Linked DNA regions of Homo sapiens: all the other regions are linked to region 3. A link is a contact called in ENCODE Hi-C or POLR2A ChIA-PET data. All regions are on one chromosome and are shown on one strand. The core of a region is the stretch at or near the end of the contact, and the rest is flanking DNA. Distances in the headings are between cores, read along the strand shown.

Region 1 (4,083 bases), core at 1,050-3,549, 94 kb after region 3:
AGCATCTACAAAATATGAAGACGGATACATCACTGTTTCAGAAAAGACTGAGGAATTCTGGGTGTTGCTCTGGATATGACACAGATTTCTCCCTTACCACTGCTTTGTAGTGGCTGCTGAAATTAAGGCTTGAATGCTTTAAGAATACCTATTGAACCTCCTCTAGGTGTCAAGGATATCCAGGATTTAGCAGAGAACCAAACAGCCTGTGCCTTCGAAGAGCTCACAGTCTAGAAAGGGGTGGTGGTACTTCTGTGCTAGAGAAGAGAGGGGGGTTCTGTATATTTCCTAAATGCCCCACCAGAGGGGCTAAAGGGGGAAGGTTGCAGAGTCCTCTGTTTTGGCTTCATGCTGCAGTGCCTGACTCTGCCTTGAAGGTGTCTTGTTCAGTGGTGGGATCACTCTGCTTGTTGGTGACAACCTGGGTATAGAGATGCCTTCTGAGTACATTCCTTAGATGTCCTCCCTGTGCTCCCACTCCCCTGTCCACTCTTTGGGGGTTAGCATCATCACTGTCCATGCCCTCCAATGGGATTAGCTCCCTTCCTGACCCCAGGGATCTCTTACAGCATGGAAGTGCATTTCTCCAGGTCCATTTATTCATCTGTTCATCCTGCAAACATGTACTGGCCGCTGACTGCTTATAATGTCCGGTGCCAGCGCTTGGGATTAATATAGACACAAATTAGACATGAGTCTTGCCTTTAAGATGCTTAACATTCATGTCACCCACTTAAAGCAAGGGTGGACTGTGGGAGGGCTAGTGATAAGCAGGGTGAGATTTCACTGGCAAGAGGCACTGATGCCATTGGAAGGGGCTGGGTTTGTGGGTGTGAGAGTGGTGGGAAATGTAGGGCAGGAAGAGAAAATGGTGAAGCTGCCCTTTGAAGGGTTTGACTAGGTGAGGATGGGTCAGATTCACCCTGACACACCTGGCCAGGGCTGATCCTAGTCTGGAATTAGATGTCTGGGTTCAGAACCCATGCTATCTGTGAGACCATGTGCAAAGGTCCTCACCAGCTAGGCCCCATTACCTCATCTGTGAAATGAGATACACATAGTTCTTCCTTCCTGGTGATTCCCTGGAGATTTGGCCAGCTTCGTATGATGCTTTGGGCACAACCCCCAGCATGGCATCAACTCTTGATCAGTACCAGCTAGCTGCCATTGCTGTTAGCCAATCCGGGGAGAGAAGGGACTTTTCTGACACTGCGAGCTTGGAACAGGCGTCTAGTACCATATATTTAGGAGACTGGAAGGGAAAACTTGACCATTTCTTTGAGTTGTAAACTTGCCTGGTAGCAAGGAGGAGAAAAAGGTGAGCAAGTCCCATGTCTAAAACCCTATTAAAGGCTCTTTATTTTTTCCTGGCTCTAGGGCTGCGTTTTCTACCTGTTGTTATGAAAACATGGCCTAAAATATCTCTAGCCAAGCAGTCCAGAGCCCATGGGAACTGTCAAAACTGGGATTGGAGCATAAATATGAAATGACACGAAGCTTCATGTTCTGTTATTAAACTTCACAGCTAGAATTTTTGAAAGCAAATTATCTTGTAGAAATATTCTTGTTACGTTAAACTGGAAATGAAAATAACTTATTTATTTGCTTAGATCAAATTGTTGCATGCAAAGTTAGGCTGTGTTGTTTTTCCACTGCCAAATGCTTTGACGCATTCCTTTAACCAAACAGTTTAAATGTGAATATTAGTTAAGATGCATCAACCACAGTGGGTTGTCAGCCTCCTAAGGATTGTATCCTTTCAAATGGGTCAATGAATAGAGATTTAAAATAGAAGTCAGATACTTTAATGTTTTTCGCATTCAACCAAGAGAACAATTTGCTTGCAGATAGTAGGGGTATGTTATATGTGATTGATAAATGAGCTTATTTACGGCAATTTGGGCATCCCCTGTATGTGCCGTAGTTTTCAGAAGCACGAGCAGGTGTTATCAGGGCTTGGGATGCACCTTCATGGCCACCAGATGTCACTGTTGAGTCACAGAAGCACAGCCATAGGGGCTGAGAATCTTTGGTGGGGAGGACGTTTAGGAAAACTTTACCTTGCCAAACAGCTCATTCTTTATTTTAAATATCTGCCAAGCCCAGGATCCCAGGGCAAGCTTAGCTGAAGTCAGGAGAGTGCTTTAGAGTATGGAACAAAATTAGGGAAATAGGAAAAAAATGCAGTATTTGCTCTTTCTGTCTTTTGGAGATTCTCCTTGTCGCTCAATCACACTTGTACGCCTGCTCTCTCCCCATTCCCAGCCCAGAGCTAAGCAGTAAATGCACTGAATTGGTTAGACCCTTGCAAAATCGCAGAACACCAGAGCTGGCAGGGCTCACAGGCGTCAGCTAGCACAATGTCTCAACTCAAGTGCAGGGGCGCCAATAGGAGGAGGAGTTGTTCAAAGTCTCTGTTAGCTTTAGGCTGAGGATCTCTCATAAGGATATTAAATAAAGGTATAGCACAGCGGTTCTTAAAAGTGTGGTCCCTGGACCAGCAGAACTAGTATCACACGGGAACTTGTTAGAAATGCACATTCTTGGCCTGCACCCCAGATCTACTGAATCAGAAAGGCTGGGTTGGGGTTTAGCAATCTGTCCTTTAACAAGCCCTCCAGAGGATTCTGATTTGACAGAGGGAAAAGCTCTACTGATAATACGGGTAGGAGAGCTTCAGTTCCTACTTCCGGGTGCCATCAGCATCTCTCCAGGCTCTGGGCTCTGAAGATTATGGTTAATTCACAGCTTCTCATTGGAGCTTGACCTCATCTACACATTCCCTGGGAAAAGTGTCTCCCTTCTAGACATGACTATATTGGGTTGAGGTATCAAGATACTTCTCTTCTATGCTCCCCATTTTTTCCCGGCTCCACCTTCCAGCCATGGAATACAGTTGACTTAGGATGCTCCCTGGTAGCTCCCTTTTGGGCAGGAGCAGCTGGAGCCCTAGTCAACCCTTTCCCCTCCTCTGCTCCCTTATCCCCCTTATACTTCTTCCCCTGTGTCTCGCACTTTTCTATTTCAGGAGGGAGAGCTTAGTGCTATTGAGAATCTACCACGTGCCATGTGTTTCCACATGTTCTTGGAGCTCTCACAACAAACCATGGAAAAGAGAGTTTGACCGTCGCCACTTTTTTTTTTTTTTTTTTTTTTTTTTTCCAGGCCGGGAAACGGCCAAGGTCGCACTGGCAAGGACTTGTGTGCACAGGGAAATTTCAATGGTCCTCCTTCAAGTTAATGGGGCTTTACTTTCCTCCCAGGCTCTCTCTGCATTTTTAATGAGACTGCAAGTCCCAAGAGGGAAGCCAAGTAAGCATTTCAGATTCCTCTGCCTGGATCTGAGGGCAGAGACTTCTAGGGGGTTGGGAGGTAGAAGAAGGGAATCCCTGTGATTCCCCACAAGGTGCGTTCCCAAGAAAGAGTGCCTCTTCTGTGCTTGGAAAATGGTTAGATCCTGAGCGTGGTCTCCCACAGAAAGAAGTATTCCTTAGCTTTCGACATCACTTATGTTGTCATTTTCCAGCTACTTTTAGGACTGCCCATTTCCTATATTATGTGTTCTTCTAAGGTTTAACCTCAAGTTAGTGTAATCAAAGATTTTTTTCTGCTACATCAGGTTAGATTGGCTTTGCAAATTCTGGCATCCTCCTGTTTCCTCTTGTTTGAATATATGTTAAAAAAAAAACCATAAAAACAACAAAACAAAATAACAAAAAAAAACTATTTATCTTATTTTGGTACTCTAGTTTTTAGGAAAGGCCTGATCCTAATCATGTTTGGATGCACACTAGGAAAATACTACTTAACCTTTTTCTTGCCTTTTTAATGTCTGCTGTTCCTTTTCTTGTAGCAAGTGATACAGAGGAATTGCAGTGAAGTTACCATGAAGATAAAGGTAAACCCACACAAATGACCTCCAGCATCTTCTGTCTTTAGCTTTTCCTTCCTAGCCGACACATCTTTTGAGTTTTAGAACATTTACGTTGTTTTATACTCCATCTCATTTTGAGGCTTTCCTCTTTCTTTCCAGGCTAGTTCTTTGTGATATAAGACTTAATTCTGCTTTTTTGTTTCTGATTG
Region 2 (4,141 bases), core at 913-3,412, 110 kb before region 3:
CAAAATTCATTGTGTGGGACAAATGAAATGCCTATTCAGATCACATCCTTTTACTGATAGATAGCAGATCTTCAATTTGTGTTTGTCCGTTCTACCATAAGAAGTGAGATTCCACTATGAGAAAGGGTCTTGGTGCCTCTGAAGATACCAACCCCGTAAGCACCTCCACCTTAAGCTGCTGGTAGTTGAAGACATCATTGGCAAAGGGAGCACTCGGAGGAGCTTTAGGGGCAAGGACGCATAAAGCAGAGCTGTGATCTTTGGCTGATTCATCGCTGTGGCTAGAAAAGCAGTGAGGACCTTCTGAGAGAACTGATCTGAAAACCTTTTTGGTTCCAGAAACTGGAGGGAGCCAATGAAAGGAGTAGTGTAGTGTCGGTTTTTTAAAAAAAGTTTCCATTTATGGGCCAGGCGTGGCGACTCACACCTGTAATCCCAGCACTTTGGAAGACTGAGGCAGGTAGATCATGAGATCAGGAGTTCAAGACCAGCCTGGCCAAGATGGTGAAACCCCGTCTCTATTAAAAATACAAAAATGAGCTGGGCATGGTGGCAGGTGCATGTAATCCCAGCTACTTGGGAGGCTGAGGCAAAGAATTGCTTGAACCCAGGAGGCAGAGGATGCAGTAAGCCAAGATTGTGCCACTGCACTCAAGCCTGGGTGACAGAGTGAGACTCTGTCAAAAAAAAAAAAAAAGTTACCATTTATTTAATAAACATCTGGAGAGCAGTGGCTTTGTGCCAGACCTTGTTCCAATTACTTTAATATATCAAATTATTTAATCCTTCGAACAACTCTATGACCCAGGTCCTACTGTCACTCCATTTTAAAGATGGGGAAACTGGGGCACAGAGAGGTTAAGTGACAGCCAAAGTCACACAGCTGTTAAGTGACAGAGCTGGGATTTGAACCCAGGTCTCCCAGCTCCAGAATCCAGGTTATCATCATTTCTCTTGGCTGTATTTTAATAGGGACGATTTTATCTATAGTAATGAAAAATTATGGCTTTGAAGACTATGTAGAAATATGTAAAACCAGTCTATATAATAGTAATTTAAAAATCAGCTGTCAAATTGTATGTGTGCTATAACTGTTAAAGAACGATATGTAGGAAAAAAGACTAGAAGAAAAAGAACATGAACATTATGAGAGTTATGCAATATGGTGAGATTATGGAGAATACCTTCTTTTATTGATCTCAGTATTGACTGTGAGCTTTTATTTCTTGTATGATGTTTTATTAATGACTAAAAAACATTTACAGGTTTGTAAATTTATCCCCCATCTTCCTTCTTTCTGAATGTAGCTTCCAAAGGACAGTGCTTGTGTTCCAGGGCACATGCATCCCAGCACTCAGTCCTGTATTTACAGGGTGGATGCGTTTTATTCAAGAGGCCTGGCCTGAAGAACTCCCAAACACGCGTTATTCACAACGTGCCCAATTTAAGACTTGAACCAACAAATGATGGGGTGTTTCCGTTCACCAGCTAATATGGTGCCCCCATGTGGCAGTAGCATAAATACACTTTGCAACTACATTACACAATTCCTAATACCCTCAAATTCAAGGTGATTCACATTATTTCCCTTTTGCACATAAACTGAGTCTTTATTAACATTTTTAGAATTAACTGCTATTTCAAATTCACTCCAATCTTGTACAAATGGGTCTGTAGTAGTCATTGCCTGTCCCAAGTTGATGGGTTTCCAGGCTGCTAGAGACAGAATGATCCCAAATGACATAGTTTAACACCAACCTCAGCATTTTCTCTGCCCTGTTGAGCACTTACTATGAGTCAGGTGCCCTCAGCACTAGTGACAAAGGACCCTCTCTCAGTTTGTAAGGCACAAATATTCTAGTGCCCTCTTCAATGCTTATTCATCCAACATGTGCTTTTTATTGAGCATCCACTATGGGCTAAGCCTTGTGCTTTGGAGGATTTGAATATTTTATACCCCAGTTGTTTATATCCTAATCTGTGCCTGGCTCCAAACTACCTCTGCTGTGTCTTAGCTGAATGACTTAATCCTTCTGTGCCTCAGTTTCCTCCTCTGTAAATGGGTGATGGTAACATTACTTACCCCCCAGGGTGATTGAGAGGATTCAGTGAGTAAATGCATGTGAACTAGCTGGAACTTGGTAAACATGCAATCCATACTTGGTGTGCTTATTTTCAAACACCACTGTTGGGTAACTCTTATGAAACACTTCCAACTTCTCACGAAAGCCCTGGCTTTGTTGCCAGGTTTCCGGAGTATACAATTATTTTCCCCTCTCCTCAAGGAGTGATTCCTTAGCCACAGACTTTTTCAAGGCCCTCTGACCCCTGAGCTGCCTCAGGACTTCATAGACACCAGGCCTAGCACAGCCTGATCTCTAACATCATAAGTCAGAAATGACGTCACGGTTACAGCCACGATACTGATGACAGCCATTCACAACACGCTGGGCCAGTGCGAAATCCTGTCTTGCTGACTGCCCATGCCAGTCTAGGAGGGGGTGTTATGATAATCCTACCTTCCATGTGAGGAAGTGGAGGTTCCACATGGTTATATGTGACTTTCCCAAGGCTTGTAAGTGGAAGAGAAGAATCAGGCAGTCTGAGTCTTAACCAAGATGTTCAGCTGACAGTCAGTAGAGGCAAACTCTACATTTACCAATATTGTGAGTGGAAACATCTGAAAATTAAAATAAAGACACAGTTTTATTTTTTAAAAAGACTGATGTAGTAATTGTTTGGAATAGGCTCTATTAGGCATTTCACAAATATTAACTGACACAGGTACCATTATTTAGCCCATTTTACAGGTAAGGAAGCAGAGGCAGAGAGTAATTAGAAAGGCTCTCTAGGGTTACACAGGCAGGAATAGCAGGGCTAGACTCGCACCCATTCGCCTATGCCACACTGCCTCATGGGTAAACACAAGCAGATGGTCTCCCGTGATCTTTGGCTTCATTAATTTACTGCCAAACAAAAAAAAACCTCAGATTTAGTTAGGAGAGACTTTATTCAAAAGGATTATTGCAGTAGAGGGAATGTTCTGACCACTTAATCTGCAAGTGTCTCAAGATGAGGCAGTAAATATTTTGCTTTGCTAAAGAGGCATAAACAAGGTTAGAAAGAAGTGGGTGTTGGGGGCTGGGATGATCAGAGTGACACAATCAGACAGTGGTTGAGGGCTGATCAGGAAGGTCTGTAAAGAGGAGTTGTCTGCTGGCTCAGGCTGAGGGTGGGCCAGGACCTGGGGAAAGGAGAGACTCTACACCAAAGTTAGGTTAACGAACACTTTGTTCCGACTGACCAGTGGAAACAGGCAGTTAAACTAACCACAAAAACAAAGAAAGGGAGTTTGGAGGCTCTGGGTCTGGCCTTGTCATAGGTAAACAAGTGGGGGCACCTATGAGTCTCATCTAAGTCATATGGGGAAGGGAGTTCTTTGCAGTGAGCTGTTTCCCAGAACACAAAAGGGTGGGGACATTTCTTAACCTTTGCAATTTTCCAGTATCACAGGGCTTGCCTAAAGTTCAACACTGTTGTCACCTGTAGGCTCTTCCAAGGAACTTTCCTAAGAGAGTCAGATCCTAGGCTCATGAAGCTGCTCAAAGGCACTGCCTTCCAAAATGTGACAAATTATCCTCTACTCAAAGGAAAAGGAGTCAAGATCACAATGTCTCCTCCTTGCTCGCATCCCTTTACCTGCCACGCTGGCTTCTTTCACTCAGTGTAATGGTTTCAATGTTCATGCTGTAGCAAGCATAGAAACTTCATTCCTTTCTATGGCTTAATAATATCTCACTGTTGGGTATACCATATTTTTTATCCATTCATTAGTTGATGGATGTTTGGTTAGTTTCTTTTTTTCTGTTGTTATGAATAATGCTGCTATGAACATTTGTGCACAGGTTTTTGTGTAAATATATATTTTCATTTATCTTGGGTACACACCTAGGAGCAGAATTGCTAGGTCGTCTGGTGACATTATGTTTAACCTTTTGAGGACTGTTTTCCAAAGCAAAGATAACTAGTTTTAGTGTCTGCAGTAAGTGAAAAAGATGTTCAGGAAAGACACTAAAACTAACTCGAGAAAGAAGAGGGATTATTAGGAGGATGTGGAATTTCTTAAAGCATACATGGGGAA
Region 3 (3,668 bases), core at 329-2,828:
ATTTTTTGTAGAGATGGGGTTTCACCATGTTGCCCAGGATGGTCTCAAACACCTGGGCTTAAGCGATTTGTCTACCTCAGCCTCTCAAAGTGCTGGGACTACAGGCATGAGCCACTGCGAATGGCCTATCTTTCAAAACATTATGAATGCTTCCTTCCCTCTTTTGGAAATTCCACCTCTTTAAACATGACATGTAACAGTTTGCTACTCTCTAGAAGTAGTGCTTAGTGACAGGCATCACAGAGTACAGAGTAGTAATAAAGAGCCAGGGTTCTGGAGCCAGACTGCCTGAATTCCCGTCCTGTCTACACTACTTATTAGCTGTGTAACTTTGGGTAAATTACTTATTTCTGTTTCAGTTGCCTTAGCTGTAAGAAGAGAGTTACTGCCTGTAGTCACCTCAAAGTGTCATTATGTGAATTGCATAGGTTAATATACGCAAACCACTTCAATCATTGTCTAGTACTATAAATATTTGCCATTTTCTTGATACTGTTCCCCGTTTCAATAGCTTTCCATTGCTCACAAAATAAAGGAAAATATCTTTAATCTGGCCTCAAATTCCCTGCACGTTGTGACCATTGCCTACTCTGCAACCCCATTTCTTAGTACTTGCCTTCCAGACATACTGAATTGTCTCTAATTCTTGGAAATTTCCATGGTTTTCTTTTTCTTTCTTGCCTCTCAGACTTCTGAACTCAGTTTCTCCTAGTTTAGGACGCTGTGCCTTCCACCCTCCCAGTAACCTAGAGACTACCCTGCGAGACTCACCCTCTTCTCCCTGGAAGAAGAGGGAGTTCTGCCAGCAGACTGTCTTTGGACTTGGACTGAGTACTTCTCTGGGTCTCCAGCCTACTGGCCCACCCTGCAGATTTTAGACTTGCATCTCCACAGTCGTGTGATCCAGTTTTAAAAATACCCCCTCTCTCCATACACATATATACACATATACATCTTGTTGATTCTGTTTCTCTGAAGAACTCTACTAAAAGAAGTATTATCAAAATTAAAAAGGAGCTTGAACTCATGTAGCCTAATGCTCTTCTTTTTAAAGATGAGGAAAAGAGATATTCAGAGAAAGAAGTGAATTTACCTAAATTACCCAGCTAAGGAGTTACACTTCCCATATATCATATTTATTGCATATATAAGTAAGCAACAACTTCTCGAGAAGCTCGGTGAGTCCCCAAGGTCCCCAGCGCTTCTACCCTCACTGCACTGGGTAAGCTGTACCCTGACTGCTTCTGTGTACTCAAGCTCCCATCCGCCCGCGGGCCTCCTGAGAGAGTCGGCCTAATTCGTAAGCTGGTTCCCAGTAAACAGTGCAGAGCAGGCGCTAAGTGAATGAATGAGCACGAGAGCTGGAAGCCCTCTGAGGCCTCTCTGGTGTCCCTTGTCCGCCCGCCGCCTCGGCCCCGGCCAGGTTGGAAGGACCGGGTGCCCCTACCGCCCGGAGTGGCGCTCTCAGCGTCCCCGCACCTTCATGCGCAGTAGATTCTTGGACAACCTTGTCTTTCGCTCGGCCGCCATGGTAGCTTCCGCCCAGCGCCGCACTCCGGCCGCGAGCCTCACCGCACATGCGCGGAGCCGCGTGCGCAGCTGCGTCCCTCGCGTAGTGCGCGCCGCCCCGCCCCGCCCCTCCCCTGTGTCTTGCGCGCGGGCGCGGCCACTCAGCGGGCGCTCTGCTGACTGAGAGGCTCGGGTAAGCTCGCGGGGTGGCGGGCGCGGGGATGAGCGCGGCAGACCGCAAAAAAGCCGAAGTCAGAGGACGACCCAGAACTTGGCTTCCCCGAGCCGCGGGTCGCCTTCCCGGGACGTCGGCCTGGCCCCCTCGGAGGCCCATCCTCCCTCGGGGACTCCCTTCCTCAGGGACCCCCTCCACACTCAGTAGTCCTCGCCAGCCTCAGAGAGGTTTCCGCCACGCCTGCCACCCGCCTGGGCCGTGTTACCCACGTGTTTTGTCTTCATAACGTGGGTGGCGGGCTCCCTTTGTTCTGGGTCGCTTTGCAGGGTCCAGGTCGTTTTCTCTTCACCAGGACCCCACGAGTTGCTGCTTTCCTCACAGCAGCCCGGAGTCCCGGGGGAGCGCGGCGGGGGCCGCCCCAGGCAGGCTGGCTTCATTCCCAGGCTGCTGCCGATGCGTGTCTGGCCGAGTGATCTCTGCTAAACAGAAGAATCTCAAGAAATGGCAAGGGATGGAGGCAGGGATGGGTGCCAAAGACACATGAATGAGAACAAAGCCTGGTTTTGATCCAAAGAATTGAAAAGACCATAGCGAGGGGCAACATAGGGAGACCCCACCTCTACAAAAAAAAAAAAAAAAAAAAAAAAAAAAAAAATATATATATATATATATATATATATACACAAAAAATATACAAAATATACATACAAAAAATATATACAAAATATACAAAAAATGTACAAAAGATACAACAAAAATAGCTGGGTGTGGTGGCACGGATCTGTGGTCTCCACTACTTGGGAGGCTGAGGCTGGAGAATCACTGGAACCCGGGACGTCGAGGCTGCAGTGAGCTGACATCCCGCCACTGGACTCCAGTCTGGGCTACAGAGTGAGGCTTTGTCTCAAAAACAAAACAACAAAACAAAAAAGAATTTAAAAAACCACTGAAAATAGGGTAGCGTTCCTACCCTGGTGTTTAATGCTCTGGGTACCACCTAAACACGTTTTCGAAAACCATTCCCAGGTCCGACGCTTTGGAACACCCTCAAGCTAATAGCATCTCGGCTGATACCATGAGTTCTACGTCAGATTGTTGACCTGGTCACCTTAGGGCTAATTAGTTCACTTAATCCCCATAAGAACCGGAAAGAAGGTATTGTCATCGTGTTGTTAAGGATTCTGAGACACAGAGTGGGTAACGCACTTGGTGTTCACACAGCTAATCCATGTTAGAGCTGAAATTCAAACACCGATTTGGATGTTAAAAGCCCTTTAGGTTTTCCCAGGGGTAAATAAAATCATTGTAATGTACCAAGTGGCTACAGAATCTCATTCACTTGTGACTGTGTGTGAGATGCCGGGGGTATAATAGCGTGTAAAAACACATATCCCCACCTTTCCTGAAGCTGATATTCTGGACGTAAGTAAGTGGCGACTGCTATGAAAGAGAGAAAACAGTGATGTGACAGAGTAACGCTTAGGGTTACTTTAGACCAGGTGGTTTGGAACGGCCCTTGTCAGATGATGGTGCTAAGGCTTGAAAGTTGAGAAAAACGTGTTTTATGAAGAGTTGGAGGTAGAGTGTGCTCAGAAGACAGCATCAACTGTAAAGGTCCTCAGATATGAACAAGACAAAGTCCGTGTTAAAAGTTTTACAAGTGGAAACAGTAGAGGTTAATCATAAGCCACATTGCATCCCCCAAAATTCATATGTTGAAGTTCCAACTCCCAGTGCCTCAGAATGTGAATGTATTTGGAGACAGTCCTTTTTAAAGAGGTGATTAAAACAAGACCCTTAGGGTGAGCCCTAATCCAGTCTGACTGATGTCGTCATAAGAAGAGGAAATTTGGACACAGACACCAAGGTTGTGTTTGCATAAAGGAAAGACTATCTGAAAGCCAAAAAAATAAAAAAAATTTAAAAAATCTCTCAGGAGAAACCAAACCTGCCAACACCTTGATCTTAGACCTCTAGCCTCCAG

Evidence for each region. Hi-C counts contacts between places; a loop is a spot of excess contacts on that map. ChIA-PET counts read pairs that join two places held with the same protein, here RNA polymerase II (POLR2A). Pooled maps may share reads with other maps.
Region 1: a loop to region 3 is called in a pooled map, with 2.2 times the contacts of the local background. The contact joins the enhancer-like site here to the promoter of MPHOSPH6 in region 3. A Hi-C loop is called at or near these places in 1 of 50 pooled maps.
Region 2: a loop to region 3 is called in a pooled map, with 2.1 times the contacts of the local background. The contact joins the enhancer-like site here to the promoter of MPHOSPH6 in region 3. A Hi-C loop is called at or near these places in 2 of 168 maps with a recorded cell type or tissue (Caco-2 and mammary epithelial cell) and 2 of 50 pooled maps. POLR2A ChIA-PET finds 5 or more read pairs at or near these places in 5 of 52 experiments (HEK293T, HepG2, MCF 10A and 2 more).

What each region holds. Positions count from the first base shown.
Region 1 is chr16:82,261,717-82,265,799 of GRCh38, forward strand. No RefSeq gene overlaps it. Among named protein-coding and RNA genes, the nearest start is that of MPHOSPH6, 94 kb to the left of the region's middle. Within about 2 kb of position 2,300, at least 2 of the 41 ENCODE cell types and tissues checked have a DNase peak (open chromatin) inside an H3K27ac peak, as active enhancers do.
Region 2 is chr16:82,060,574-82,064,714 of GRCh38, forward strand. The region is part of intron 1 of HSD17B2 (hydroxysteroid 17-beta dehydrogenase 2); the gene reads left to right. It overlaps HSD17B2-AS1 (HSD17B2 antisense RNA 1), which reads right to left. Exons shown (of 2, transcript XR_933797.3): 1 at 2,520-4,141. Among named protein-coding and RNA genes, the nearest start is that of HSD17B2-AS1, 4.1 kb to the right of the region's middle. Within about 2 kb of position 2,163, at least 4 of the 41 ENCODE cell types and tissues checked have a DNase peak (open chromatin) inside an H3K27ac peak, as active enhancers do; they include mammary epithelial cell, where a contact is called at or near this core.
Region 3 is chr16:82,168,646-82,172,313 of GRCh38, forward strand. MPHOSPH6 (M-phase phosphoprotein 6) reads right to left here and starts at 1,579. Exons shown (of 5, transcript NM_005792.2): 1 at 1,480-1,579. The coding sequence starts at 1,530. RefSeq lists an enhancer at 1,436-1,580, a cis regulatory region at 1,508 and a silencer at 1,555-1,714.